2 separate regions of the Homo sapiens genome follow, and region 1 is linked to region 2. A link is an interaction called in ENCODE POLR2A ChIA-PET data of the cell type or tissue named here. Cell type or tissue: B cell. All regions are shown on one strand. Links, peaks and the distances in the headings refer to the core of each region. The heading gives the core; the rest is flanking DNA. Region 1 overlaps SPATA13 (spermatogenesis associated 13). Region 2 holds the start of LOC101927375 (ankyrin repeat domain-containing protein 26-like).

Evidence for each region. ChIA-PET counts read pairs that join two places held together with the same protein. Peaks named below come from ENCODE experiments on the same cell type or tissue, not always from the same donor. Only the 100,000 strongest peaks of a DNase experiment are listed, where the experiment ranks them.
Region 1: POLR2A ChIA-PET joins it to region 2 with 5 read pairs; 2 of 35 experiments call an interaction of 5 or more read pairs at or near these places.

Annotation. Positions count from the first base shown.
Region 1 is chr13:24,276,073-24,290,948 of GRCh38, forward strand. SPATA13 (spermatogenesis associated 13) reads left to right here. Exons shown (of 13, transcript NM_001166271.3): 5 at 8,063-8,199; 6 at 10,142-10,321; 7 at 10,693-10,878; 8 at 12,927-13,106; 9 at 14,580-14,812. Among named protein-coding and RNA genes, the nearest start is that of C1QTNF9, 26 kb to the right of the region's middle. RefSeq lists a silencer at 4,908-4,987 and an enhancer at 5,321-5,820. In B cell, for the core only: no CTCF peak of the experiment used is centred there; no DNase peak of the experiment used is centred there.
Region 2 is chr13:24,534,123-24,548,998 of GRCh38, forward strand. It overlaps LOC101927375 (ankyrin repeat domain-containing protein 26-like), which reads left to right and starts at 6,878. Exons shown (of 11, transcript XM_011535334.3): 1 at 6,878-7,135; 2 at 7,736-8,040; 3 at 13,514-13,586. The coding sequence starts at 7,790. LOC105370295 (a long non-coding RNA gene) reads right to left here and starts at 7,598. Exons shown (of 2, transcript NR_158455.1): 1 at 7,205-7,598; 2 at 5,016-5,905. RefSeq lists a silencer at 6,749-7,043 and an enhancer at 7,676-7,735. In B cell, for the core only: no CTCF peak of the experiment used is centred there; DNase peaks (open chromatin) are centred at 7,519 and 7,629; H3K4me3 peaks cover 1,069 bases; H3K27me3 peaks cover 1,971 bases.

The DNA.
Region 1 (14,876 bases), core at 7,962-10,461, 260 kb before region 2:
TATGGAGAGTCCTCCAAAAATTAAAACTAGAACTACCATTTGATCAAGTATGCTAAAGAGTTGTAAGCAGGGTCTCAAAAAGATAGTAGCACATTACTCACAATAGCCAAGTAGTAAAAGGAGCCCAAATGTTCACCCACAAACAGGTAAACAGAATGTGGTGTGTATACTCACAATGGAATATTTTTGGTTTTTTCCTTTTTTAAAAATCAATGGAAGTGCTAACCAAACAATGGAATATTATATAGTGTTTAAAAAGAAGGAAGTTCTAACACTTGGTACACATGAATGGATGTCAAGGACATTATGCTTAGTGAAATGAACCAGCCATAAAAGGACATATACTGTATGATCCCATTCATATGAAGTATCTAAAGTAGTCAACATCATAGAAACAGAAAGTGGAAAGGTGGTTGCCAAGGAACAGGAGAGGAAGAAGAGGAAGTTGGTGTTTAATATGTGTGGCCGTTCTGCAAGATGAAAAAGTTCTGTCGTACAAGAGTGTGAATATACTTGACACTGCTGAACTGGAACTGTGTGCTTAAAAAGGGTTAAGATGGTAAAAGAAAGGAAGAAAGAAACAATAAAATTTACTTTTTAATTATTATAATACATTCATTTCTCCTGATTTTGGTGACATACATTTTGAGAATTTATAATAGCTTTACAGCGTCAAAATTCCCTTAGATAAGAAGTCATCATTATTAACTTTCATCTGTAGTTGAGGTTCAAAGCCTATTGAAGTTAGTGAGGAATGGAACATGTAGAGGTGAAGAAGGCAGCAGCACCGGCCTGTGGGTCTGGCCATTGTGAGGAACTCTGCCCAGCAGAGCTGGCATTGACACGCTGTGGACTACTACATCTAAGATTTTTCAGCTGAACTGCAAATTGCTATTTCCCCATCAGCAATTCGTAATTCAATTGAACAATGTCTACTGAGAGTATGTGACACTTTAAAAAGTGTTCAAGTAGAGTGGAGTCAGATTACAGAGAAGATATACCGTAAAAGAATTTTGTTATGAAGCAATAGACAACTCGCATGTCATTTCTTGTGACATCATAAAACCACTGTTTTAAGAAGTTCACCTTGGGCCGGGCGCGGTGGCTTACGCCTGTAATCCTAGCACTTTGGGAGGCCGAGGCGGGCGGATCACAAGGTCAGGAGATCGAGACCATCCTGGCTAACATGGTGAAACCACGTCTCTACTAAAAATACAAAAAATTAGCTGGGTGTGGTGGCGGGCGCCTGTAGTCCCAGCTACTCGGGAGGCTGAGGCAGGAGAATGGCGTGAACCTAGGAGGCGGAGCTTGCAGTGACCCGAGATCGCGCCATTGCACTCCAGCCTGGGCAACAGAGCAAGACTCCGTCTCAAAAAAAAAAAAAAAAAAAGAAGAAGTTCACCTTGGAAGTAATATATAGGATGGCTTGGGGAGGGAAACAGAGTCATGAAGACTGGCTGAGGGATTTTTCTAGCTAGAATCTCAGATGAGCACAGGGGTGGGAGTCAGAGAGACCTGGGTTCCTATCCTGGTTCGGACCCAGCCCCTGTATAGCCCTGATAAATGACTCAACTTCTTGGAACCTCAGTTTCCACATCAGCAATTTGCAGTTCAATTGGAAATCACATACTGAGTGCCTTCTGTATGCCAGGTACTATGCTAGGGGCTGGGAAGACAAAAATCAAACGTCTGTCCTTTCCTTTAAGTCTGTCCTGTCCTTTAAGATGGTAAGCGACCTAGACAGTAAGCGTGGGGAATCATAGAAAACCACCAGGCCTGGACGAAGCATCAAAGCATAGCACAAAGATTCTTCCTGTCTAGACATCAGACACTGAGAAATCCCACTCCATAAAACACACTTGAATTATGGGACAGGAACACAGGAGTCATTAACTTTAAGGGACTTTAAAATCGTGAAAGTAGTTAGGGTGGTGAAGGGAAAAGGATACAACCAGAAAATGGAATCAGGTCCTTGACAGGCCCCACTGGGAGCAGGGATTGGTAGTTGGAAGGAAGGGTTAGTGAGGGAACGGAGGGCAGGACATACGGCTGCTCTCCAGAATGGGAGCAAAACACACAGATTTGGATACTAACACTGTTTTTAATATCATTTTGTCTTATTACAAGTAACAGCTACTGCTGGAGGAGACAGTTCTGCCCAGTGGGTAAGAGTTAGATGGCCTGAGCCTGCTGCACACAGCTGTGTGTTATTGGGACTTGAGTTTCCTCATCTGCAAGTGGGGACAACTGACAGTACCTCCCATGTAGCATTGTCATGAGGATTATATGAGCCGGTTCATCTCCACAGCTTAAATCAGTGCCTAGCACATTATAGGCACCTGATAAAATAACATCTTGCAATTCTATTTTTAATTTTTTTTTAATTTATAGAGATGGGTCTTATTATGTTGCCCAGCTTGGTCCCAAACTCCTGGGCTCAAGGGATCCTCCTGCCTCAGTCTTCCAAAGTGCTGGGATTACAAGCATGAGCTACCACGCCCAGCCACATCTTGCAATTCTATACTGTTTTTCAATTTACAGGGTGCTTTCATGTATCATCATTCCACTTGAGGCTCAAAGCACACCAATAACAAGTACTTGTTCAGAATGTATAAACAACCCTGAGAGATGGGTTTTATCATCCACATTCAACAGGTGAAAAAACAAAGAAAGAAACTTGACCAAGGACTCATACTCAAAAAAGAAAAATATAGAAAAGAAAAAAAATGTGCATCGCTATCATTTGAAGGCAAGTTCATCTGACCCCAAAGCCTTGCATGAAGTCCACATGCTGTTTTTCTTTCCTTCCTTCCTTCCTTCCTTCCTTCCTTCCTTCCTTCCTTCCTTCCTTCCCTCTTTCCTTCCTTCCTTCCTTCCCTCCTTCCTTCCTTCCCTCCTTCCCTCCCTCCCTCCCTCCCTCCCTTCCTTCCTTCCTTCCCTGCCTCCCATGTATGCCAGGCAGGAACACAGTTAAGAATAAAGCAGACAAGAATTACTGCCTTTCTGGAGCTTACATTCTGGATAGTGAACAGAATACATTATAGACGGTGACAAATGCTATGGAGAAAACTAAACCAGGGGAGACAGTGGAGTGAGAGTGAGGGTTGTGGTTTTGAGTGGTATGGTGAAGGTGAGAGAGGGAGCCAGTGTGTGTGTACCTGGGGAGGGCTGTCAGGCACACGGAGCAGCGGCCCTGGGCAAGGAGTGCCTGCGGTCTTTGCAGCCAAGAGCCCATTGGTTGGAGAGGGGTGGGAGGCACAGTGTATCTGGGGAGAGGTCTCAAGAACTTTGGCTGTCTCCCCTGTGGATGATTCTGAGCAGAGGAGTGACACAATCCAGTCTAGGAATGGTTTGGCAGCATCGCTCTGGCAGCTATGGCCTGCCGGGGGCAGGGGTGGCAGCAGGGAGACCAGGAGGGGCTGCTGGAGGGAGCCCGAAGCTGGATGGGAACCCAGGCTTAAGTGGTGGGAGGGGACCCAGGCTTGAGTGGTGGCAGAGGGGTAAGAGGTAGCCAGATCCTGGACACTTTCAGGAACTTGAATCAGATCTGCCAGTGAGTGGGTCGTGGGATGTGAGAGGTGGAAGAATAACCTCTGAATAGATAAAACATACAGGCTAATGCCTGCTTTACAGATGGGAAAACTGAAGCTCAAAGAGCTGAAGTGACTTGCACCAAGGTCATTTAGTTAGGAAGTTAGTGAAGCAAGGACATTCACCCAGGAATTTTCACTCCAGGCTCCATGACTTTCCCTCGTCCATGTTTCAAGTCTCTTGCCCCTGGCCTCTGCCCCCCATCTCCTGGCCAGGACTGAGTCAGCCCACCCATGAGCGCTTCAAGCCATCTTGCTTCCGCAGTGTCGCTAACTACTAATCCATGATGTTGAAACAGTTGCTGTTGAAACCTCTCTTGTGATTAACCTCAGCCAGAGTTGTCTTTTTTCTTTACTTTTTTCTTTTGAGGCAAAGTCTTGCTCTGTTGCCCAGGCTGGAGTCTGGTGGTACAATCAGAGCTCATTGCAGACTGGAAATCCTAGGCTCAAGCCATCCTCCCACCTCAGCCTCCCAAGTAGCTGGGACTACAGGTGCGTACCACGACCCCGGGTAGAGCTGTTTTGCTAAGTGTTTATGAAGAACTCAGAGAGCAGTCAGTATTTCCAGTCCGTGTCTCTGTCCAGAGGTTTTTCTCCTGGTACCTCCTGTAAAGGTCTAACTTTTCAATAGACTCCTGTTAATTGTGAATTTATACATGATTACAACCAGCTTTTTTTCTTTCTTTACTGATTTTCACAGCAATAGCTAGATCATGGTAAAGAATTCTCCCTTGGAAAACACTGTTCAGTTCTTCGAGGAGAAAGCGTCATTTTTCAGAGCTGTGCTGTGGGTGGGAAGCCCCAATGCCTTTATTTTACTGAGATGCACTTTTTTTTTTTTTTTGGCTCAACCACGGTTTAAATTGATAAGGAAAAATGCTATTGGTACCAGACAGTGCCAGATCAGTGGTTGCTAAAATTGGAAGATTCCTGCTGCTTTAGGCATTAGACACCCAGACTTTGTGTATATGCTCCTCACCCAGGAGCATCAGGATATCTCGGCCAGTAAGCAGCACAGTTCTTGGGCCTCGTGGTCTGGGCAGCCGCTCCAGGGTTAGAGAAGGCCTTTGTCTTCAGTGTTGTTTCCCTTGGAGTCTAAAACACACTCATGCATGAAAAAAATGATGTGCTTCCTCAAGACATCCCCCAACCCACCCCCAAACTCACACACCAGCAAAGCATACTAGACTAGGTGACCTCCTGCTCTCCGACTGTACGCACCCTGGCCTAGCATAGGAAGCAGAAGTTACATTTAAAACGAAACAGTCACCATGCGTTGTTCAGGCTCCCGTGTTTCTCAGACAGCACATGTCTGGCTTTCTCAAGGCCTCCAGCCACACCCCCAGCCAGACAGACATGGGTACACACATGCATAGCTGGCTCCCTGCTGCCCACCCACCCGTGCTCCCAGGGTGCACTCCCTTCTCCTGAGGCGCCAGGCCCTGCCATGCCCCTGGCAACCGTCCCCTCTCCTTTAATGAGCAGGTAAGAAAGCTAGGGCCCAGAAGGCAAGACCAAGGCTGTGGAGCGCTTTCTTCTGCCTCTTGGCTTTGTGCTTAGGCCCGGGAATTTACTCCTCCCCCTCCAACCCCGTCTCTTGGTCTCTTAGACAGCTCACTTTCACTTTTTCCTCACAGACACAGGCCCTGACCTTTCCTGACCAAAACTGGGGATGGGCCCAGGCAGGGGAGTGGAGGTGGGTAGAGGGTGACTGGCACCATGCACTCAGAGCCTGGAACCCTGACTTTGTCCACACTGAGAGCTCTCCCCTGGCTTCCATTGTCAGCTGCTCCAAGGTTCCCTGGCTGTCGCGGTGTCCGGCGCACCTGTCTGGGTGGTTTCACGGCTGGGGCACAGGTGCGGACCCATGGGCCATGCCTCAATGTGGCGTGTGCTGTCATGGACGTAAGCAGCTGGTTCTCCTGGAATCACAGAAGGGTTCTGGAAAGGAGGTGATGGTGGCTGGGATGTCGGGGTTTCTCTGAGAGGGGCACCCCAGGCAGAGGGGGAAGCAACTGGAAAGCCAGAGCCCATGAGCAGACCCAGCTCAGTGGGCACCACTCACAGGTGCTGTGTCCAGAGCTCAGGCTTACAGGACTGGGGCTGCCAGGTGGGAGGTGGCCTGAGCACAGTCTGAGAGAGGGGCTGGGGCCGGGCTGGGAGAGGCGCCGCTGGCAGCACGTGCACACCTTCCTGCTTTCCCTCCGTCCTGCTTCAAGAGCTCCGTGCATCACCAGTGCATGAGCTTGAACTCCTCCTCATCATGACAGCCCTGTCTGTGCTTGGCAAGGAAGACCTAAAATGCTGGTGCATGAAATACTACTTCTGCAGTGTTGATTACCCCCATTATTGTGGATCTTTTTCCATGTTTATCATTGTTCTAGTGCCAGACTCCTGGGCTCTATTTACAGAATTGGTTGCTTGTGACAGCAGTGTGGCTGAAGTGATGAGGGGAGGGAAGGGAGGAGAGGCATAAGGGGAGCAGGAGGCTAAGCATGATGGTGGGGGGTGGGAGTCTGGGGCTGGACGTGTGTCTGCCGAGCACCTGGCACATGGCCAGTGCAGGTAAGATGAACTGTGCATAGAAAATGCAGGTTAGATTGATCCGAATATAAAACATCTCCCCAAGAAAGAACTCTTCAGTCAGAAACCAGACCCATCCTTTTCTAGTCAAGTAACTAGAAACGTGGATTTGCCAAGTCCTTGAGGAAAGCAAGCCCATGGAGCACCATCCCAGGGCGACCTTCAGCCAGCCCTCTGTCCTTGCTGGCACACCAGCTTCTCCCTCAGGCTTCTGCTTTTTGTTAAATCTCCAGGGAACTTGGAATTTTTCCAAAACATCCTTGACTGTATCTCTGTTGCTGCAGGCATGAGCTTGGCCTCCCAACATGGATCTCAGTTCCTGATGCCATTTCCTCGGGCAGCTCTTGTTGCTGCCCACTCCCACTAACCTGTGTTCTCCCCAGCTGGCTTCCCTGGCCCCAGGCTCTGCCCCAACAGCTCTTCCTCCACGTCGTAGCAAAGTCTGTCATTAGCCCAGCCCTCATCGTGCGGGACACCATCACCACAGTAGCACTCTCTGTGGAGTTCCAGCTACTTGTCAAGGATGCTAAAAGTTTCACCTGCATTCTGTGGCCTGATTCTTCAAAAAGAAGGACATGAAGCTCAGAGAAATGCAGTCACTTGATTTAGGTCCCATGCCCACAGAAGGGCAGGACCAGAATTCAGACGAGACTCTGTGACCCTAAAACCTCTTCTCTTTCTGTCATATGAGGGGACTCTACTTAGGTCCTGTGGCTTCCTTTCTCCAAACCCTGGAACAGCAGCCCAGGATGAACTCTAGCCTGTGAGACCCTTCTGTGTGCCCCCGATCTTTGCAGTCTTGTCTTTCATGAGATGTGCAGGGAGTCTGTGGAGCATGTGCTTCGAATCAAGCCACCTGTGATTTGCAATCGGGCCATCGCACTGTTCTGAGTCGCCTGCTCCTCTTCCAGGAAGCCTTTCCCTGACTGGGGAGGATCCCTTCCTCTTTAAAATCCTGCCACTTGCTTCAGACTCTCCCTATTATATTTCCACTTCCTGGCTGCAGTCATCAGAATTCGGGTTTTATTGCATCCCCTTAAAGACAAGGGTCATCTGTTGTATAGCTTTCTGTCCCCAGCACCTGACAGTCATTCCGTTGGAAAAAATACTGATAGATTGCTTCTTGGACTTTTGGCTAAGATCAAGTAGAGAAACAGTGATGGAGACATCCCTGAACTTGCACAGGAGGACTGAGGCCATGAGTCTGAAAGAAGAGACTGCTCAGTGACAGATTGTTGGCTTTGCCAAGGGTGGCTCATTTTCCCAAGAAAGAAAATCTGACTAGCAGGGTGGCCAATCTAAAAAGCTGCACCATCCTTAAAAGATCTTTCTCTCTCTTTTCTGGTAAAAGTACTATATAATTCCTCATTCTCATATTTTGAGTTCCAAGCCTTTCAAATATGTACAGAGAGTAAGAATGATGGCACTTTTCTACTCAAGACACTGTTGGGATGTACTGGTTTTAGTAATACTGTTGCCTTGCAGATAAAGGATGGAAGCAGAATATTGGATCATCTTTTTCATCTTTTTTACCTCCTCAGCTTTCCAGCACATTGCTTGGCAGCATTGTTATCTATATTTATGTTGTTAATATCCAGTTTGGAGCACAGACTTCCAACTAAATTACACATAATATCCTGATGGTCTTCACTCTGCAAATGGTATTGTGTTGGCAATACACTCTTTAACATTCCACCTCTCACTTAATGTCACACTTAACTGCAGCTCTTAACTTTGGAGTAATGTAGACATTTTCTAATAGTTTCTTATTCTGAGTAAGATGCAGATGATTACCTTCCCTTGGGAGTATGTTACCAAATTTTTTCATCATATGAAAAAATCTTGTTAGCTGTGTCTTTTAAATCATGCCTTTGTTTTGTATGTTTTAGTTTCTTCAGATGGAGGTACTGAGCCCTCTGCCTTAGTGGATGACAACGGTAGTGAGGAGGACTTCAGCTATGAAGACCTCTGCCAGGCCAGCCCTCGGTACCTGCAGCCCGGCGGGGAGCAGCTGGCCATCAATGAGGTACTGGAATTCCACACGACAGTAGTGGATACGGGATACCTGATTTTCAGGGTCCACAACCACTTCTGACTTTGTTCCCTAGTTCTTCTTTACTAAGCATGTCCGAAAACCTGGAACTCTGATTAAAACAACACTGTGATTCACTTTGGAAGGCCAAGGCAGGTGGATCATTAGTGGTCAAGAGTTTAAGACCCGCCTGGCCAACATAGTGAAACCCTGTCTCTACTAAAAATACAAAAAAATTAGGTAGGCATGATGGTGCGCACCTGTAAACCCAGCTACTTGGGAGGCTGAGGCAGGGAGAATTGCTTGAAGCTGGGAGGCGGAGGTTGCAGTGAGCTGAGAGCACACCACTGCACTCCAGCCTGGGCGACAGAGCGAGACTCCATCTCAAAAATAAAGAAAGAACAACACTGTGATTCTCTGACCTCGTCCAGGAAAATATATGGGATTAAGCTTTCTGGGTAGAGGCAGCTCGTCTTTTTAGGTAAGGAACAGCAGCTCCCCATCAGTGTTCGGCCAGTGCTTTCCACTTGATAAAGAATACCCTCCCCTCCACTATCTCATGTAATTCTCACAACTGATCTAAGAAGCGGACATTATGGTTATTATCCACATTTTCATCAACGCTCTAAGGAAAGATGTCTAATTACTGGCTGGCGAATGGCAGAGCTGGAGGCACCCATGTATTTCTCCCTCCAAATCTGGTGTTCCTTTGGCCACCCTGCAGCTTTAGCTTTTTTTTTAGGAAATCATTCTGGAAGATACCTCCAGCTTTTGGCATTCTTGAGCAGAACGTGTGGAGCATAACTCCTTAGTGAGTCAGCGTCTTTACTGAGATGGCCAGTGATGTGTATCGTTGGGCGCTAAGGAGATGGGCAAAATCACCTGCTCCCGTGGCCAGGGGATGGAGGAGCCACATCTGTTCCTGACTTTTTAATTGTTAACGATCTCAAGATCATGCTATGTTCTCTTCAATTGCTGTAAAGTGTAAAGTTAGATGCAAAACTTACTCGAATTGTGAATAAAGTATGAATGATCCACACTGGAGGGAGATGTGAGGGACTTCCAATAGCATATGTGCATAACTTTAGTAGGCTTGGCTCTGTGACATCTAGTACGGCTGCCAGAAACCATTTTTGGAGCAAATATTTCAGAATTCAAGTTTGCTAGATAACTGACCTGCTGCTAAGTGAGCAGCTAGTACTTTTTTAAAAAGGGGCCTGCCTGCCTGCCTGCCTTCCTCCCTCCCTCCCTCCCTTTTTTCTTGCATTTTGCTCTTGTTGCCCAGGCTGGAGTGCAGTGATGTAATCTCGGCTCACTGCACCTCCGCCTTCCAGGTTCAAGCAATTCTCCTGCCTCAGCCTCCCAAGTAGCTGGGATTACAGACATGTGCCACCACATCTGGCTTTTTTTTTTTTTTTTTTGAGACAGAGTTTTGCTCTTGTTCCCAGACTGGAGTGCAATGGCACGATCTCCGCTCACTGCAACCTCCACCACCTGAGTTCAAGTGATTCTCCAGCCTCAGCCTCCCGAGTAGCTGGGATTACAGGAGCCCACCACCACGCCTGGCTAATTTTTGTATTTTTAGTAGAGATGGGGTTTCACCATCTTGGTTGGGCTGGTCTTGAATTCTTGACCTCAGGTGATCCACCCGCCTTGGCCTCCCAAAGTGCTGGGATTACAGGTGTGAGTCACCACGCCCAGTTTAAGCGCTTTCTTTAAAAGCAGGTAGAGATGTCCTCCTGACTTTGTTTTTTCTTAGTCTGTTCTCCTGGGTTCTCTTTGTGTAACCAGTCACATAGTCAGTGTGGACCAAATGCCACCAGCATATCCAAGTGAGAGGATACCAGTGTCACCCTGAGAGAGTGCACCTAGTGGCTCCCTCACCATCCCGCCCACTCGTGCTCTATGCTGAGCGCACCCCACTGTCTCCTTTCAGCTGATCAGTGATGGCAACGTGGTCTGCGCAGAAGCCCTGTGGGACCATGTGACCATGGATGACCAGGAACTGGGCTTCAAAGCCGGGGATGTCATCCAGGTTCTGGAAGCCTCCAACAAGGACTGGTGGTGGGGCCGCAGTGAAGATAAGGAAGCCTGGTTCCCCGCGAGCTTCGTCAGAGTAAGTGTGGGGTGCTTGCAGCTTTTCCAAAGTACCTGGGGGAGCTGCAGGATCCTTTCAGGTCAGAACTCGCCTTTTATCAGGTCAGCTCTTTTGTAATTGATATCTGACATGCAAGTCACACCTGTAAGAAATTAGGCTGGGTCGGAGCAAAAATGTTAAAGGCAGGCAAGCGAGTTGCTCGGTGTTTCTCTGTGGTCCTCGTGCCTGCTGGCATAGCCGCAGCCCTGCTGAGGCCATGAGACTCAGGCGAGGGCCAGGCTGCCTTCCTAACAGGTCACAGGAAAGTAGGAACCTGGGAGGTCTCCTGCCTCTGCTCCATGCTGCCCTCCCCTGCCCCAAGTCACCTGTCCCCTGTATGTGGGTTGCAGTTGCGAGTGAATCAGGAAGAGCTGTCGGAAAACTCCAGCAGCACCCCCAGTGAGGAGCAGGACGAGGAGGCCAGCCAGAGCCGCCACAGACACTGTGAGAACAAGCAGCAGATGCGGACCAACGTCATCCGGGAGATCATGGACACCGAGCGGGTGTACATCAAACACCTCAGGGACATCTGTGAGGTGGGACGCCAGGCTGGGACCTCACTGAGGGTCACAGTATGAGGCTGCATGAGGTGCCTGGGCTTTCTCCCCACCTCCACCCCCCGCCCCCCCATCAGGCTCCCACATGTATGCTCATTTCTCCGCCTCTGCTGTCTGCACTGCTAAGTCTGAGTGCTGCGGCTGTCCTAGCTGTTGGTGGAGGTTTTTTAGAGTCAGGGTCTCTTTTCAGAGACAAGGCTTTTCTTAGAGATAGGGTCTTGCTCTGTCATGCAGACTGGAGTACAGTGGCGTGGTCATAGCTCACTGCAGCCTCAAACTCCTGGGCTTTAAGCAGTCCTCCCTCCTCAGCCCCCCGAGTAGCTAGGGCTACAGGCATGCATCACCACACCCAGCTAATTTTCTAAATTTTATATAGAGATAGGGTCTCACTGCGTTGCCGAGGCTGGTCACGAACTCATGGACTGAAGCACTTTTCCTGCCTTGATTTCTCAAAGTGCTGGGATTAGAGGCGTGAGCCAGTGTGCCCGGCCCCTCTCTTAAGTGCACTCTGCAACTATCTCTATCAGGACCTAATTCCTGAGATTATTTGAAAAGAATGGCTTTCATAGAAGGCAACACCCTCACTTGATTTTACAAAGAGTCAAAGGTTTGTCACTATCTGCAACCCCGCTGCATCTAATCACCAACTGACAGATGAGATCCTGAGTCATTTAGACACAGATGGGAAAAAATGCTGGTTTTATATTGGTCATATGAAAGGCTATATTCTATTGTCATGCTATTCTACTTGGCAACAAATTTTATTTTATAGTTTTATCCTGATTTCAGAGAACTTGTCATTAGTAGAGGTGCACCTGAAAGGTTTTGTCTTCCTGTGGTATTTTGTGCTTCTATGGATTGTGTACGAGCATCACACTACACTGCTGTTCGCCCTGTCTGCTCATTACGGCTCTCCTAGCTGTAAATGCTGATATCTGCACTATCAGTTCAACGCTGACCATTCAGTGCTGAAGACAGGTTGAAGTCAGAGAACTGCCCGTTCTCTAATCGGATTAGCCAGCTGTGTGGACATGCCAGTGTTTAGCTTCTTTGTGCCAGCCATCTCGTTCTGTATGAGTGTGTGGCGAAAGAAGCAGGTCTGCAGTGCCATTTAGGGAAATAAGAGGAAGTGCCCATGATTATTGAGCATTGACTGTTTGTCACCCCTCACCTGGATTAACTCAGCTACCACAGCATTCCCCCTGAGCAGGTCCTGTTAGCCCCCATTGCAGATGGGGAAACAAAGGCACAGAGAAGTTAAGTGGTGGGATTGGATTTAAACCCAGGCAGTCTGCCCCAGAACCTATCCTTTTCTGAACTATTACATTATATTGTTTTCCTGTTAAAATTCATACCAAGTAGTCATTGGTATGTGTTTTACTCCATGGTCAGTTTATTCTACTGAATGTCATGATAACTCTTTTTGAGTTAGCTGTTACATGTATGTACAGCCTTTTCTTCTTATCCCACTAGCTCCTACCTAAGCCATAGTATAGCCATGGTGTTGCACATAGATAATTAGTGCAAGCCTCAGATTAAAGACCCACAGATTGATGCTGTCCATAGAAAGGCGGTGCTGGTGGAATCCTTGGGTAAGAGGAATCCTTGCCCTGATGAACAGTGCACAGAGCTGCATGGGCTATTCAGCAAGCAGTGACATTCTGCATTTGACAAGTCTCCTGGGCTGTGAAATGGAATTAGGGTTGGGAGAATGATTACCTGAAGAGTTTGGAAAAACACGTGACGACACCAATTTTTGAGCTCTGGTATTTGAAACTTGTTTCTGGAAACATTATATGGTTTATTGGATCCTAAATCCAACCGCATGAGCCTTTTTGCTTTCTTTTTATTTTAAAACACCTATGGCAAATTGCAGTCATGGAAGTACGATGACCTCATCAGAGACTCATAGAGTCTTTTTAATTAAAATTCATTCCAAGTTCATGGCTTTAGGCCTACAAAAGCTGTACTATTCAAATAATTTATTTGGATTTCCAAATAAAAAGTATTACTTCTGTATTTTGCAGGGCTATATCCGACAGTGCCGCAAGCACACAGGAATGTTCACCGTTGCGCAGCTAGCCACTATTTTTGGAAACATTGAAGATATTTACAAATTCCAAAGAAAGTTTCTGAAAGACCTTGAGAAACAGTACAACAAAGAGGAACCTCACTTAAGTGAAATAGGATCTTGCTTTCTTCAAAATGTGCGTCACCCTTTACTTCATTATTAATAACATCTGCTTACATAATTTTGAAGTGCATCTCCACAGAAAACAGGAGTCTCTTTTGTTTTATTGTTTGTTTGCTAGATGAATCTTCCATAGAAAGGAGATGTTTCTTCTATCTTATATGCTTATCATATAAACAAAATCTGTATAGTTAATCTTGTCTAAATGTCCCAAATTCATTTTTTCAAAATCCTTTTATGTAGTCTGGAATTAGGGGGTTACATTTGGAGTAATTACTTTTTAAAAATTTCTAAGGGTTATGCCATAAGAACTATGGAGTCCTTCCTAATAATATCCAGGAAGTGTCTATTACATTTCAGGCACTGTTTCCAGGGTTTTCTTATATTAGCTTGTGTATTGCTATGAGGTAGATATGATTATCTCTCACTTTCTAGATGAGGAAACTAAGGCCCAGAGAGTAAGTAACCCAAGACCACATACCAGTAAGAGGCATCTGTGAAGGCAGACCCGGGCATGCGGCTCCAGGACGCATGGTTGTGATACTGTAACTGCCTCAGAACCTTCCTGTGATAACATGCATTTATCATTTTTTAACTTATGATTGACTATTACTACTTAACCGCTAAAGGATTTCAGAGGAAGATTTTAGTCCCAGCCCAAATAGCTAGGGAACAGTAAGAGTAATAATAATAACAATGACAGCCTCACCACACCTTCACTTCCTGGGTGCTGGGCTCAGTAGCTGTCTAGAGTCCTCTGGGGCAGATAGATTTTAAGTGGCTGGGCATAATGTTTTTGTGTTAAGTTAGTCAGCTGGAGGCTGGGCCCCATGTGTGACGTGGGCATATCTGGGACATTGTCACAGGCCTCCTTGTGTGGCCTGTGCAGAAGGTTCCTGCAGGAGCCAGCTTAGGACAGGCTGGAGGCCAGGTGGTGGCATGAGGAAGGTAAGTCTCACAGTGAGGACAGGGGAGTACTGCTGCCACCAGGGAAGGGGTCTTGGCGGGCCCAGCCAGGGTGACGGCAGAGAATTGGGAAGAGAGGTATGTTGAAATGGGCATTTTTGAGGAAAACCTGACAAGACTAGTTGTAAACCACAAAGAATAAGCAACGATTAAAACTGCATACATGGTTTTCAGCGAGTTGAAAAAATTTGTGGGAGGGGGACGTTAGAGGCCCTGCTCCCCACCTTCCAGGATGAGCGTGAGGCAGGCTAGAAAGAGACCAGGGTGCTGAGTTCCAGGGCAGCCTCATCCCCAACCCCCTCAGGAGCCTGCTGAAGCACCCCTTCTCGCCGGCCAGATAACGCTTGCGGAAACCATGGCAGGGCAGCTTGGGTGCCAGCGGATTTCATGCCCTGTCCTTCTTGCAGTAGTCCATCTTCCTCCTTTCTAGGAGTGTCCCTTAGAGAGGGCTGGGATGATGCCTGTCTTTGTCATGTCCCAGAGGCACCCCAGAAGCTGACGAAGCTGTACTTTTCCTTCCCAGCAAGAGGGCTTTGCCATCTATTCCGAGTACTGCAACAACCACCCGGGCGCCTGCCTGGAGCTCGCCAACCTCATGAAGCAGGGCAAGTACAGACATTTCTTTGAAGCCTGCCGCCTGCTGCAGCAGATGATTGACATCGCCATCGACGGGTTCCTGCTCACACCAGTGCAGAAGATCTGCAAATACCCGCTGCAGCTGGCCGAGCTGCTCAAGTATACCACACAGGAACACGGGTGAGGGGCATGGGTAAGGGGCACAGGTGAGAGCACTGCTGCCATTACCCGTAGGCAGCTCTTA
Region 2 (14,876 bases), core at 6,317-8,816:
TAACATTTATGTTAAGGTTTTTAATTCATTTTGAGTTAATTGTTGTATATACTGCCATGTAAGAACATCACCTCACTCCTTTGCATGTGGCTATCATTATCCCAGCACCATTTGTTAAAAAGAGCGTTTTTTCTCCATTGAATTTTCCTGGCAATGCTGTGAAAAGTCAATTACCCATAGATGCTTAAATTAATTTCTGGACTCTCCATTCTCTTCCGTTAGTCTATGTGTAAAGTTACAGATCTACCCTTGACCCGGAATGCCTATCAGAAGCTGATCAAGTGCACACGTTCTGTTCTTATGATAATTACAACTGGGACTGGACTCTATAATATTTGACTGTATAGTGTCTTCCAAAATTCTTTCTTATAATGTTTCACCTTGTTAATAAACTCCTGAGCCTAAGAATGGAAAGAAACATGTTTTATACTCACAGTTTCTTAATTTCGAAAACTATCCTGCATGGACTGATCACTCAATTTAGGAAGCTGGCGTAAGGAGCATTTATTAGCATTCTGAACAGGGACCTCTGATCTAAGACTCTAAGTACTACAGTCATTTAGTAGTGAAATTCCATTCTGTGATTGGTTCTTAGAGAACTAGTTTTACAAAAGCCCAAAGATACAAGAAAGTTCACAGAAAACTGTTTGTAATACTTAGAAATTGGAACCAATAAAAAAAGGTAATCAGTTGGGGATAGATCATTATAAAGCCTCCATATGAATGAATTATTCATGATTATTTAAAATTGAAATATGTCTGCAGTTACAGAATAAGTTGCATAGTATGATCCGATATGTATATAAACAACATCATATATGTATGTGTGTGTGTATATATATATGTATATGGGTGTATGTGTATATATTTCACCTTGTAATATTTTACCTTGTTAATAAAACCCTGGACCAAAAAATGTAAGTTAAAGGATTGTGTGTGTGTGTGTGTGTGTGTGTGTGTGTGTGTGTGTGCGGCGCACGCATGCGTGTGTGCTCATAACCAAATTTCTGCAGGAATAAAGGGAACGTTTCTATATGATGACTTTGCCTTTTTTAAAAAAAAAACAAAAAGCACATATATTTAAATTGTTTAAGGGGAGGTCCATGCTCTGACCTTTAAACTAAATTGCCTTAAAACCTCCTGAAGAATTTTCTGTGTTGTCTGAGAACAGAGCTACAAAGAGCCATAACACTTTCCAAAGTTAGAGACAAAATATTCCTTTTAAGCTTGAGGGGCAAGCCCCTGGGCTCCTAAGCAGGCTGCCTGTGACCCTGGATATGAATTTCAGGCCAGCTCCTTCTGCCTTTTGGGGTCTGGTCAGCCTACCTGGATTTTATGTTCTTCAGAAAATCTTTGACCTTTTCCAGGGAAAACTTCACTATATCACTATTTGCAGGTAAAACTTTGCTTATATTTTAGAACCTCTAGAAAGAATGCAACTCTGTATATACTTTGATGTTATTTTATTAAAGTCAATTTCAGAATTCTGACCTCCAGAACTCCAAGAGAATCCACATTTCCTCATGGATTTGCTACTCAGTTTGTCCAAGAACTTATTGAGGTGCACCTCCTGGACCTGGCAGTCACTCCCAAAACAAGAGGAAGCAGCCATGAACCACCAGAGCTCAGAGAACTTGAGTGACATACACAGATTCTCCTACTGGAACTGAGGTCCAGATGCCCAGGCAGGCCCAGAACTCATTTTTCTACAGATGAGGGCATCAAATCTGCAGTGCGCTCACGCTGTCTGCTCCAGACCTTCAGGCTCTTCTGTCTGGAATGTTCCTCCCTGCTCACTTTGCACACCCAGGACCCAGCTCAGATGGGACTCCTCAGGGACACCTACCCACCTGGCCAGTCACACCTTCCTGTGGCACCTGCTCCTTGCTGTCTCCTCACCAATCATACTCAAAGCAGATGCTATGGATTGTGTTTATTTACCAGCTACAGGAGCATTAACATTTTATAATTAATATTTAATCAAGTTTAGTAAGCTGTATTTTTGAGGATATATGCAGATAGTTTAAAATTTCAAATAAAGTGTTACAAAGTTGCTTACTGGCATAAGCTCCAGCAATTTAATATGTTCATCCTTTTATTTCTAATATTGTCTATTTTCCTGATAAATCTTGACAGATGATTAACCATTTTTATTAGTGTACTTAAAGAAATGTTGATCTTTATTGAACTTTGCTGGATTTCTGTTACAATTTTTTTATCCATGATTTTTTACTAGAAATTCATATCTACTAATGTGTTTGGATTTATTCTGAAGACTTTTTCTAATATTTCTCAGATTAGAAACTCAATTCACTAATTTACAGTCTTTCTTACCTTCTAATATATCATTTATAAGTCTAATATTTCCTTAAATACTGCTTGTGGTAGGCAGAATAACAGCATCCAAAATATGTCCATATAGTAATAGATACTGATGCAATGTAATCACAATGGGCTAAAAGTGGAAGACAGAAGCAGAGATTCAGAGAGATTTGAAGATGCAATATTGCTGGCTTTGAAGATGAAGGAGAGGACACAAGCCAAGGAATGCCGGTGGCCTCTAGAAACTGGAGCAGTCAAGGAAAAGAATGATCTTTTAGAACATCTACAAAGAATGCCACTCTGTAGATACCTTGATTTTATTTTATTAAAGCCAATTTCAGAATTCTGATCTCCAAAACTCTAAGATACTATATTTGTGTTGTTTAAGTCACTGGTTATGGTCCTTTATTACAGCACCGATAGGAAACTAATGCACTGCATTTGTTGTATCCACAAATTTATAGTTTTACCAAGTATAACCTTTAAATATTTTAGAATATTCATTTTAATGTCTTCTTTCATCATCGGTTTTTAGAAGTTTATTTTTTCTGTGTGATTTTATGTCCAAATGAAGGCTATTTTTGTGACAATTAGATTAAGGTTAAATAATGTGGTCTGTGTGATGACAATCCTATGACACATGCAGCTTAGGATTTCATCATTTATTCTAGATTTAATGCATGGTCTACTGGACATATATAAAATATTAGACTTTAAAATAGGAAGGTTGAAATATTACATAAACTAAAAGGGCATCAAGTTTTTATTTTTTGCTACTTATATTTTACATACCTTTGTTGATCTTTTTTTCAAAATGTCTTTGCTCAAACAATTACTGAGAGAGTGTTAGACTCTTTTCATACAATTGAATTGTGCCTTTTGTAAAAAGAATTCTTCTGAGTTTTCTTGTAATGTACAACATGTAAAATACATATAGCCTCTTTCACCTGAAAAGCAGTGTAGTATGGAAGGGCATAGGGACAAAAACACACAAACAAAAACTTTCACCGATATCATTGGAACCACAGCAAAAACAAATACAAAGCACCTACCGTATGCAGGAAACCTGCTGGGCCCTGGGGTACCTGCTCCAGCTAATTTCCATGACAACCCGAAAGACCAGGACACAGATGAGGAGACTGAAGGTCAAAGAGGTGAGATCCTGTGGCAGGTGGCAGAACTAGGGCTGAACAAGGTTTGCTTGCTCCAAAGCCCAGGTTGTGGGGTGGAGAGCAAGGGCCACGGAAGGCCTGTGCCCTCCTCAGAGAAGAGTCCCGCTGCTACCTGCCCTCTGCAGCCCACCTGGGTTGGCATCATAGAAGCAGCCTCTCCCCAGCCGCAGCAAGGCCAGCAGGGCCAGCACGGGGCCATCTGAGTCCTCAGGAGAGGGCTACCAGCAGGGACTTGTGGGCCTCATCCAGGTGGCCACCAGGGTGTTGGCCACCAGAAGGTGCGATACGTCCTCCACATCCAACTCATTGGCAGTGTGGCCAGCTGGTGCACGCCGTGGGGCTTCCCTGTGGGGAGAGTGCCTCAGGATGGGCTGGCCCCTTCCCCACACCGCCTCACCTACCCAGCTGATTGGGCCACAGGTAAATCCTGTCTCTATGCACCTGGCCTGGGTAGCTTCCTTCCCACAGGACTGCAGAGACCTGTGTCCCTTTGGAGGGACCCCCACGCCATGCCATCCCCAGAACCCACAGCTGCACTTCCCGGTGTGCAGCCATCGACCCTACCTTCCCCTCAATCTCTCCGTCGCCCTGTGGGGGAGGCACTTTACAGATGACAGATTTGAGGTTACATAGATGGTCAGCAGCAGGGCTGACCCTGAGCAGATCCTGCATCAGTTTCCTTTTCCACAAAAATTTGGATTAGCAATATGGCCTTGCTGGTCTCTGGACCCATGGGTGTGTCTGTAGGCAGAACAAGGTAACACAGGGGCTACAAGTGGCATGTGTCTGTGTCCACGTGGGAATGTTGGGAATGCTCATGAATTCTCACTGGGAAAAGGAGACAGAGCCTCAATTTTAACAATTTCCAGATACAAATATAATGGCCTCAAATCACATAAAAGAAAGAAGAAAGTTCTTCCTCACCAGCAAACCAAAGCCATACAAATTAAGCACCTGGGAGGCAGAGGAAGAATGTGAGAGTGTGTGTGTGTGTGTGTGTGTGTGTGTGTGTGTGTGTGTGTGTTTGGTGGGGTGGGGGCTGACATCAATGATGACCCCAAGACATCCCCAGTCTCAGTGGTTTTAACATTGCTAAAACTCCTTCCTGTCATCTTCCAGCAGTCAGAGGACTTACTCATCGAAACAGCTGAGGTTGGCAAAAGAATTTGCACCCATTAGGTTGGCAAAGAATTTGCAAAGTGAGCATCAGGGCTGGGTGGAGGATGAGAGGTGACCAGATGGTTAGGGGGACAGCTCCTAAAGTCAAGGATCCTACAGGTGGCAGTGCTCCCTGATCCAGGAGCTCTATATCTGTCTCCATCTTAAGGAGAAAACATCGTGGAGACAGGATGTCACTCATGATGTGTTACAACCAAGAGCAAAAATCTAGGACTCTCCAAAGGAATAACAGCATGTGCACAGGACGGGCCATGGAGCTGCCAGGAAATATAATTAGCAACAAAAGGGATTTTCATGATCTGTTGAGTATAAAAGGATATAAATGGCATCCACAGCACAAACTCAATTTTCTGAGATATATTTTATATGCACACACAAAAAGACCAGAAGGAAATGTGAGCAGTGGGAGAATGGGTAAGTTTCATTGTTCCTTTCCATTTCTGAGTTTCTAATTTTCTGTGGAGAAAAAGCCCATGATACATCATGGTATTTGAGAGGGAGGATCCTAAAATCTAAGCCCTGGAGCTAAATCTGCCATCGATGCTGGGGGAAATCACTCCACCACTCTGCCTCAGTTTGCTCACCCATAAAATAGAAAGAAACACATCTTTCCCTACCTCAAAGGAGACCAGAATGCAACAGCAGCCCCCATGCATGCCCTCTGGCTGGTTTATGCTCTTCCTGCGCAGTAGGGCTGTCTATGTCCACAGCTTTATGCCCTGTGCCCTCTAAAACCCTGAGTCAGGTCTGAGCTGGAGCATCCTGCAGCCCTCCTCCTGCAGCAGCCCCAGCTGGTTTCCAGGCACATAGGCCTTGGGGCCTGCACTTCCTCCTCCGGCAACAGCCTCCATGCAGTGACACAGTCCAGTGTGCCCAGAACACAGTCCGGCCAGCACCTGCAGCAGCCCGAAGCTGCACAGTTACACACAGCTGTCTGGGTGTGGCGCCCCCTGTTCCACCACCTCTTGGAAGTCTTCCTGGATGCACCAGGAATTTCCTGCTGGCCAGCAACGTCCTCGGCCTTTGGGTGCACCTAGATGAAGTCCTGGAGGGTGCTGGCCACATCAGGAGGTAGGGGCATGGCAGCTGAATGCAGCCAGGTTGAAGGCAATGGGAGGCTGGAAGTGCTCAGGACAAGGTGCTGGTCCCCCCTTGGCAGAGGCAGGCCACGAGATCCTTGGCTGACATCATGCCGATGGTCCTGATAGACCCATGTCCAGTCCTCATGACACCTTGGGGACGGAGAGTGCGGTCAATGCACAGGGGTCAGCCAGTCCATACCCCCGTGGCCACCCATGCCCAGCCTCAAGCCACCTCCTGCTCTCCCCCAGTGAGACCCCAGGTTCAGTGTAGATCCCACTGCATGAAAACTGGAGGATCCAGTCGTTAAGGGGCATTTGTGGTGCTCCCTGAGTAGGTGGTCTCCATGGCCTGGGGTTGGGGTCTACCAGGCCCACTCCCAGCCCACTGTTTACCTCGTGGGCCTCAGCTTCCTCCTCTGCAGAATGGGACGCTGACCCTGCCCAGCTTAGTTCCCTCTAAGAACACCTGACCCCTGAGTGCCCACATGGGCAGGGTCTGGGTGGCCTGCGGGGTTAGGACCCAGCTATAGGACCCCTACCCCCACCCCTTACCCGTCCCAGCACTGGGCCAAGCAGGAAGGCAGAACTCCCCAACCCCAACCAGTCAATGCGGGAGCCTTCTCAGCTGGACCCAGGGCCACACCTCTGCCCACCGGCTCACACCTGGGCCATGCAAGGCGGGGTGGATGCACCTGCCTGGCCCTTGAGCGCGTGGGGGAGCCACCGTTGCCCACTTGGGAGGCTCAGTTCTGAGGTCGGGATTCCAGGCACTCCCTTCTCCCCCATTCCGAAACCTCCTGACTGGAAGAACTCTCTCGGCACAGCCTTTTCTTTCAGGGTCCCAAAGTGCCTGTGAGCAGGCAGCTCCTGATCTCCTCTGTGACACCCACAGACTCAAAGACACCCATATGCTCACTCATGCAGACAGGCGCTCTCGCCTGTGGCTCTGAGGCTGAGCCGGCTTTGCCTTGGTGAAGGACAAGGCCCTGGCGACCCAGATTCTCTCGTGGGTGGCTGGGGACAGAAGGGCGGTGGCGCGCTGGGCTGGCTGGAGGGCTCAGGCTCCGGCGCGAGTCCTGCAAGGATGCTGCCTCCAAGTGTGCTTGTGGGTGGCGGATCCCAGGGCCTGCCGGGAGAGTGTCCACTCCTCAGGAGGCCTGGCTGCTCAGCGGCGCCCCTCTGTGGCGAGACTCGCCCAGGCCCATGTCCGGCCCATCTCGCCCCAGCCAGGCTCCCCTGGGCAGCCTCAGGACAGAGAACCCTGAATTCAGAGGGAGGCTGGAGGTGTGGGGCCTCTAGGCACTTGCAGGGTGGAGCTACCCCACACCCAGGGCTCACCCTCAGACCTACCCAGGCGTCTCCAGCCTCACGCTCCCAGAGGTAAGGAAGGGGCTTCAGGAAGGTGGGGGCTACCTCCCCGCCCAGTACCGTCAGGCTCTGAATTCGTACCTGGGAACTCTGCCTTGGCTGACTTGGGGACCCCTTCACTGCTCAGCCTTCCCCTCTCTTCCTGCCGGGCGGTCCACCTAAGCTCCCTGACTCTTCCCACGCGGCCCTGGGTCCCCTCCCCACAGGCTGTTCCCTGCACCCGCGGGTGGGACTGGACCTTTCCCTGCACGTCCAGTCTGTTTCCCGCGGTCTTCCTCCGTCTGACCCTGGCAGCCCGCTCCTCTGGCCCCGGGCTGTGTGGGGACCGCTTTCCCCCAGGCCCGTCGTCAGTGTCCTGAGCTCCGCCGACTCCCGCCCATTGGCGTCGCAGGCCTGGTGACAAGCTGTCGCTGGCATCTAGGGCTCCTGGGACTCAGGCACATGGAGCTCCCTCGGGGCCAAATTTGTGTCACGCGCAGGGACACCGGAGGCGCGTGCACAGTCCGTGTAACGGCTTTGCTTGGCGCGTCTCCGTTTCTCTTCTGAGGGGCTGAGAGTCGCGGAGTTTCCTAGTTGGAGGCTGTGGCGGACGCGATTTGCTTCCTCATATAGGGTTCCGGAGGCGGCGAAAAGTCCAGCGGGTCTCCGAAGCCGGTAGACGGAGCCATGAAGAAGACGTCGGGCTTCAGGAGGGGGAAGGGCGGGCTGCCCTGGGGCTCGGTCAGCAGCCCCGGGAAGGTGGGCGCGGGCGCCGGGAGTGAGAGTGCGGACCACGCCTCCTCCCAGCCCAGGCGCCACGACCCGGACAAGGGGTTCGACAGGCTCCGCAGAGCTGCCGGCCGACACCGGACAGAGACGATGCGGCGGATCCTTTCTCTGCCGAAGAGTGGCGTGGATGACAGAGACGAGAAGAACAGGTAATAGGAACTGGAGCCCGGCAGGGGAGGGAGGAGGGCGGGTCGGGGAGAGGCCCCCTTTCCTGCTCTCGGCTCACCCCTGTCCCCGAGGGCGCTGGGCTTTGTTCCCTCTGCAGCCCGCAGCACCCGGTGTGGCAACCTCAAGGTCATCATTATGAGCAGCGCGATGAAAACAAAACTTTAGCTGGTCCGATCCTCTCATAATTCCCGTTACTTTACTGAAAGTTTTAGTGCTTTAACTAAAAAAAATTAAACATACCTAGCTTTTTTTTTATTGTACACATTTTAAACAATGTTATATATGCTGTGGAAACAAGCATCATGAGAAAAATAATTTCTATATTATATTAACTTCTGGGCTAAAAATTCTTTGGATAAAAATCTAATATCCCTTTTGTATCCACCTACACCTGAGTAATAAGTTATTTCATGAATGACCTCAGAAGGATCCTTTGAAGTGAGAGCATGGTTCCCTGTTCTTGAATAGGAAGACTAATCTTTCCTTCTTTCTTTCTTTCTTTCTTTCTTTCTTTCTTTCTTTCTTTCTTTCTTTCTTCTTTCTTTCTTCCTTCCTTTCTTTCTTTCTTTCTCTCTTTTTCTTTTCTTTCCTTCCTTCCTTCCTTCCTTCATTCCTTCTTTCTTTCTTTTTTTTTTATTATACCTGAAGTTCTGGGTTACATGTGCAGGACGTGCAGTTTTGTTACATAGCTATAACACGTGCCATGGTGGTTTGCTGCGCTCCTCAACCCATCACCTACATTAGCTATTTCTCCTCCCCTAGCCCCCCACCGCCCCCGACAGGCCCTGGTGTGTGATGTTCCCCTCCCTGTGTCCACGTGTTCTCATTATTCAACTCCCACTTATGAGTGAGAACATGCGGTGTTTGCTTTTCTGATCTCGTGATAGTTTGCTGAGAATGATGGTTTCCAGCTTCATCCACGTCCCTGCAAAGGACATGAACTCATCCTTTTTTATGGCTGCATGGTATTCCATGTGGTGTATAGATGGTGCCACATTTTCTTAATCCAATCTATCACTGATGGACATTTGGGTTGGTTCCAAGTCTTTGCTATTGTGAATAGTGCCGCAATATACATATGTGTGCATGTGGGAAGACTCATTTTTCTCAAGATGTGAACTCTTCATTTTAGATAAACCAAATAAAAACATCATGGTTTTAAGATTTTTGGGTTACATATGCTACCTTTTACTGTTATGATGACATTAAGAAAATTTTTGTAAAAGAGCAAAGACTTGCCCTTTGATATATCAAAGTGTGATATTAAGTTCCATTTGCTAAAAGATGAGAAGACAGATAAATGTGTGGAACAGAATAAAAAATGCACAAACACTGAACTATATGTAAAATTTTAGAACCTGATCCTGATGACATTTCATATGTGTATGAAAAGATGAGTTATTTGTAAATGAAATGTCTGTTAACCGGAGAAAACTAGCTAGATTTGTACATTACAAAAATAAGTTATTGATAGAATATGCATAAAAACTTATACAAAATTAGAAAATGCCAGAATACAACACGAATGCCTATTTATACAGATACATTTTTATGTTGACAAAGACCTTCCTATGAATGCATTCTGCAGGTTGATTTAGAAAACAAAAATTAAAACTCCCCTTACATCAGAAAAAAATTAACAAAAGACAACATACTTGCAAAATAGTCACATTATATACATAAATATAGACATATATTATTTGCAATGAAAAATGTATTTTCCTTTTACAGAGAATTTTTTTAAAGAAATAGGAACTATAATTTAAAATTGGTCAAAGTACTTTTTCCAGATCTACTAGTGATCTGGAAAATCAGTAGTACTTATACCAGTGCTTAAAGTTTAAGTTACTGTTAACTTTTTAAATAAACAATTTGGTGGCGAACATCACTCTGAAAAAGGCATGTATTCTTTACTCATGAATTCCGTTATACTAAAATATTTTCAGGAAATAATTAGAGATGCATACAATTCATTTTTCTCAGCACTGCTTCCAATAGCAATGTATTAAGGAGAGGACAAATAAAGGATTTTATAAATAAATTTCAGTGCATCCATAGGATGAAATTATGTGTAACTACTGAACGTAGCAATAGACATGGATGTATGTTGACATGGGAAGATGTACTTTGGTATATGAGGTGAGAAAAAATCGATTTGTTTATACAAACACACAAACAGAATGGTCTTGTGGTAGCCAAAAGTATACACAAAATGTGATAAAATTTTGTTATTTTGGGACATTTGTATTACAGGTGATTTATTTTCCTTTTTCTTATTGTTATATCCACAATGAGCATGTATAACAGGTTTAGTGAAAGTTTATTATTACTGAAATAATCCTAGGTAAGAACAGGAATATGAAACTTGAACAGATAAAAATAAGTTCTTGCTTTCTATTAATTTTTTTTTGTGGATTGGTATCTTCTGCCAAGGTTTAGCCTCTTCAGAAATAGAGGGACTCTTTTAATCTGTGCTGGTAGATTGTATTGTGTATACTCTTTATCATATACATGTCTTTTATTATGGATAGATTTATTACATACATGCAAACAATTATAATTTAATAATTTTATTTTAGTGGTGTCCTTATGAAAATAAAAAATAGCAAATATAAATCATTTCTATTGCACAAATGTTACTTATCTTTACTAGTTTTCTGTAAAAATATTGAACTCCTCAAATATATTTACGTAGTCTTTTAATCCATTTATTCACCAAATGTGACCTGAATACCCACTGTGTATTCTACTCTCTCTCAGAACCTTTCCAAGCTTAAAAAATTTATGTTTACCTACCCAATTTGAGCAAGTTGAGAGAATTAAAATTGGACTATTAGGACTTAATCTAAGTTGAAGCTTTTCCTCCCTCCTTTCAAACAAAAGCATTTCTGAAGGTAGAAAGTTGTAAAAGATAACCTTGAAACTATCCTTTTGAAAATTTATAACAGTGTTTCTCTTTTCTTAATTTCAACTTTTATTTGAGATACAGAGGGCACATATGCAGATATCATACATGGGAACATTGAGTGATGGTGAAGTTTGGAGGACAGATGGCATCACTCTTGCCATGAGCATAGTACCTGGTAGTAGTAATTTAACCCACTCCCTTATAGAAGTCTTAAAGACTAATATTAATCATTGATAATATCTGATTTACATATATCATATAAATCAAAATATTGAATAAAATGAGCCATGCTTATTCATTTGAATTTTGATGTTTCTTTGGCCTAAAGTTTTCTGAAAGCCAAGTAAGAATAGTTTTTTGGTAAAAATGTGTCATTATTATCTCAGCCGTTTTTTTTCGCTGTTCTTTTTTGGGTTGTCTTCCTATTTTTTATTTCTATGGGTACATAGCAAGTGTACATAATATATTTATAGGTACATGAGGTATTTTGATACAGGTATACAATGCATAATTATCATATCAGGGTAAATGGGTATATCTGTCCCCTCAAGCAGTTACTGTTCTTTGTGTTACAACATTCCAAATATACTTTTTGGCTATTTTAACATGTACAATAAATTATTATTATTATTATTATTTTTTGAGATGGACTCTTACTCTGTCGCCCAGGCTGGAGGGCAGTGGCGCCATGTCGGCTCACTGCAAGCTCCGCCTCCCGGGTTCACGCCATTCTCCTGCCTCAGCCTCCCGATTAACTGGGACTACAGGCGCCTGCCACAATGCCCGGCTAATTTTTTGTATTTTTTAGTAGAGACGGGGTTTCACCGTATTAGCCAGGATGGTCTCTATCTCCTGACCTCGTGATCCGCCCGCCTTGGCCTCCCAAAGTGCTGGGATTACAGGCCTGAGCCACCACGCCCGGCCAATAAATTATTGTTGACTATAGTTTCCCTGTTGGGCCATCCAGCGCTAAATCATATTAATCCTATCTAAATATTTTTGTACCAGTTAACCATCCCCACTTCCACCCTCCCCCAATCTCAATACCTTTCCCAGCCCCTCCTAAGTATTGTTCTACTGTCTATCTCCCTTTGTTCAATTGTTTCAATTTGTAGCTTCCACAAATGAGTGAGAACCTGCAAACTTTGTTCTTCTGTGGCTGGCTTATTTTACTTAACATAATGTCCTTCATTTCCATCCATGTTGTTGTAAGTGTCAAGATCTCATTTTTTTATGCCTGAATAGTACTCCATTGTGTCTATGTAACACTTTTTCTTTACCCTTTCTTCTATGGATGAACAGTTATTTCCCAAATCTTGGCTATTGGGAATAATGCTTCAGTAAATATGAATGTACTCATAGTTCTTCAATATACTGATTGCCTTCCCTTGGGGTTTATACCTAGCAGTGGGATTGCTAGATCATATGGTAATTCTATTCTTAGTCTTTTCAGGAACTTCAAAACTATTCTCCAAGGTGGTTGTACTAATTCACTTGGGTGGTGGGGAACGTGTCTGTACTGGGGACAGATGACTGAGACTACACGTAGTTTGTTTACCGGAAGGAGGGAAATAGCTCCTACTCTTGATCATTTGAACCCATTTTTTGGAATGGGTGCTTTCATACATGGAAGACTTCAATGTTGGAGACTGTCATTGAGTCCTAGAGGGATCTGTAAGTAGGAGCCCATAGGAAAGAAGAACTTGAGATAGCAATTGGGAAAAACAGAGATACAGCTTTCAGGACTCTATTTTTCCAGCAGTCTCTCTCCTTGGGTATCAGAGCATCTGTGAAGATTCTCAAGGGCTTGCTAGTTGATGTGGACCTGAACTAGGCAGGACCTACGCAGGGAACATAATTAAAGTTTATCTTTGCTAAGGTTTTAATCTTTCTGCAAAGCATATTTCCAATAATGACATAGACACTTGTTCCTTTAACTTTCGTACATTGAGCTGTCAAGCATTTCAGACATTTCAGCGAACTGCCTACACTGTTTTAGGGTAAAGGGCAGCAATAGGGCCTACTTAAGTGGTTTCCATGCTGAAGAACCAAGACTGCCATTTTTGAGTGGCACAGATTAGCCTTTGAACCAGAGACAGGTAATGGAGAAGACACAGTGTCTCTTTCTTACCTTGTTTTAAGTGATCAATTGGTTCCAATTCAGGTAACAAAGGTTATGTCACTCATTAATTGGATATTGAATTCAGCCTTCAGGACAGACACTTCTGAAGACAAATTATTCTCAGGCTCTGCCAATATATTGCTGGTCACTATTTGTTAAGGAACTAAGGGTGAGTCTTCATTGAACATTTCATAGATTGGGAAAGGTGGAGGCAGAAATAGGTAACTAAAATCTTTTTGAAAAAGAGGCCGATTTTAATTATATTAAGGAATATTATCTATTGTATAGGTAGCTGACCTTTCCCCAGATTTTGTTTTTGTTTTTGTTTTTTTTGGTGGGGGGTGATACCCAGACACAAAACAAATAATTTTTTTTTTTAAGAGAAGTGAACTCACTCATTTTTCTTGTATGTTTTTATCTTTAGGCTGTCCAACGAACAGAGTTCTGGTGACTCATGGCTTTCAATAGATGATGAACTCTTTGATTCTGGTACCAAGGTAAAGTGCTCTTTTGTGAAATAAATTTTCTTGCTCTGAATCTAGTTTTGCACAGTATTTACTCTTCAACTGTGGCAGCGGTCTACCTATAATTGTTTTACAGTCTTGGGGAATAGTTGGTCAGAAAAAAAACATATTATAGAAATATGACTATTTGAATTTCCTTTACTTTTTTCTTTGGAAAATGGGAAAGGGTGCTAAATACTTAGAGGAATTGGGGGCTGAAAAATGGCATGAACTGGGAAATACATAGTGACAGGAAAACTGTATGTGGAAAAGCTTTCCCACAGTAGAGGAAACTTGAAATTTGGTCAGGGTTTATTTGGTGAGTATTCTCACAGGAACTTTTCAGTCATACTATTGTGATCTTTATAATCCATGTGCTTGAATACCTTTTAATGGGTTCAATTACTCATTATAGTAACCATAGAATGTCCCCGGGGTCTTTCAGTTCCAAAACAGTAAAGCACATATCATATGGTTTCCTTTTACTTTCTTGGATGCTTACTGTGGGATGACACAGTTTTTAGTAGGAAACTTTTTCTCTCTTTGGTCCTTGGTTCTGTAATTAGACTCCAATAACATTGTGGACATGTAGCTGGGCATGCTGGCACATGCCTGTAGTCCCAGCTCTTTGGAAGGCTGAGGCAGTAGGATCACTTGAGTCCAGGAGTTCCAGACCAGCCTGGGCAACATAAGAAGACCTCACCTCTAGTTTTTTTTTTTTAATTATACTTTAAGTTTTAGGGTACATGTGCACAACATGCAGGTTAGTTACATATGTATACATGTGCCATGTTGGTGTGCTGCACCCAGTAACTGGTCATTTAACATTAGGTATATCTCCAAATGCTATCCCTCCCCCCTCCCCGCACCCCACAACAGGCCCCGGTGTGTGATGTTCCCCTTCCTGTGTCCAAGTGTTCTCATTGTTCAATTCCCACCTATGAGTGAGAACATGCGGTGTTTGGTTTTTTGTTCTTGTGATAGTTTGCTGAGAATGATGGTGTCCAGCTTCATCCATGTCCCTACAAAGGACATGAACTCATCACGTTTTATGGCTGCATAGTATTCCATGGTGTATATGTGCCACATTTTCTCAATCCAGTCTATCATTGTTGGACATTTGGATTGGTTCCAAGTCTTTGCTATTGTGAATAGTGCCTCAATAAACATACGTGTGCATGTGTCTTTATAGCAGCATGATTTATAATCCTTTGGGTATATACCCAGTAATGGGATGGCTGGGTCAAATGGTATTTCTAGTTCTAGATCCCTAAGGAATCACCA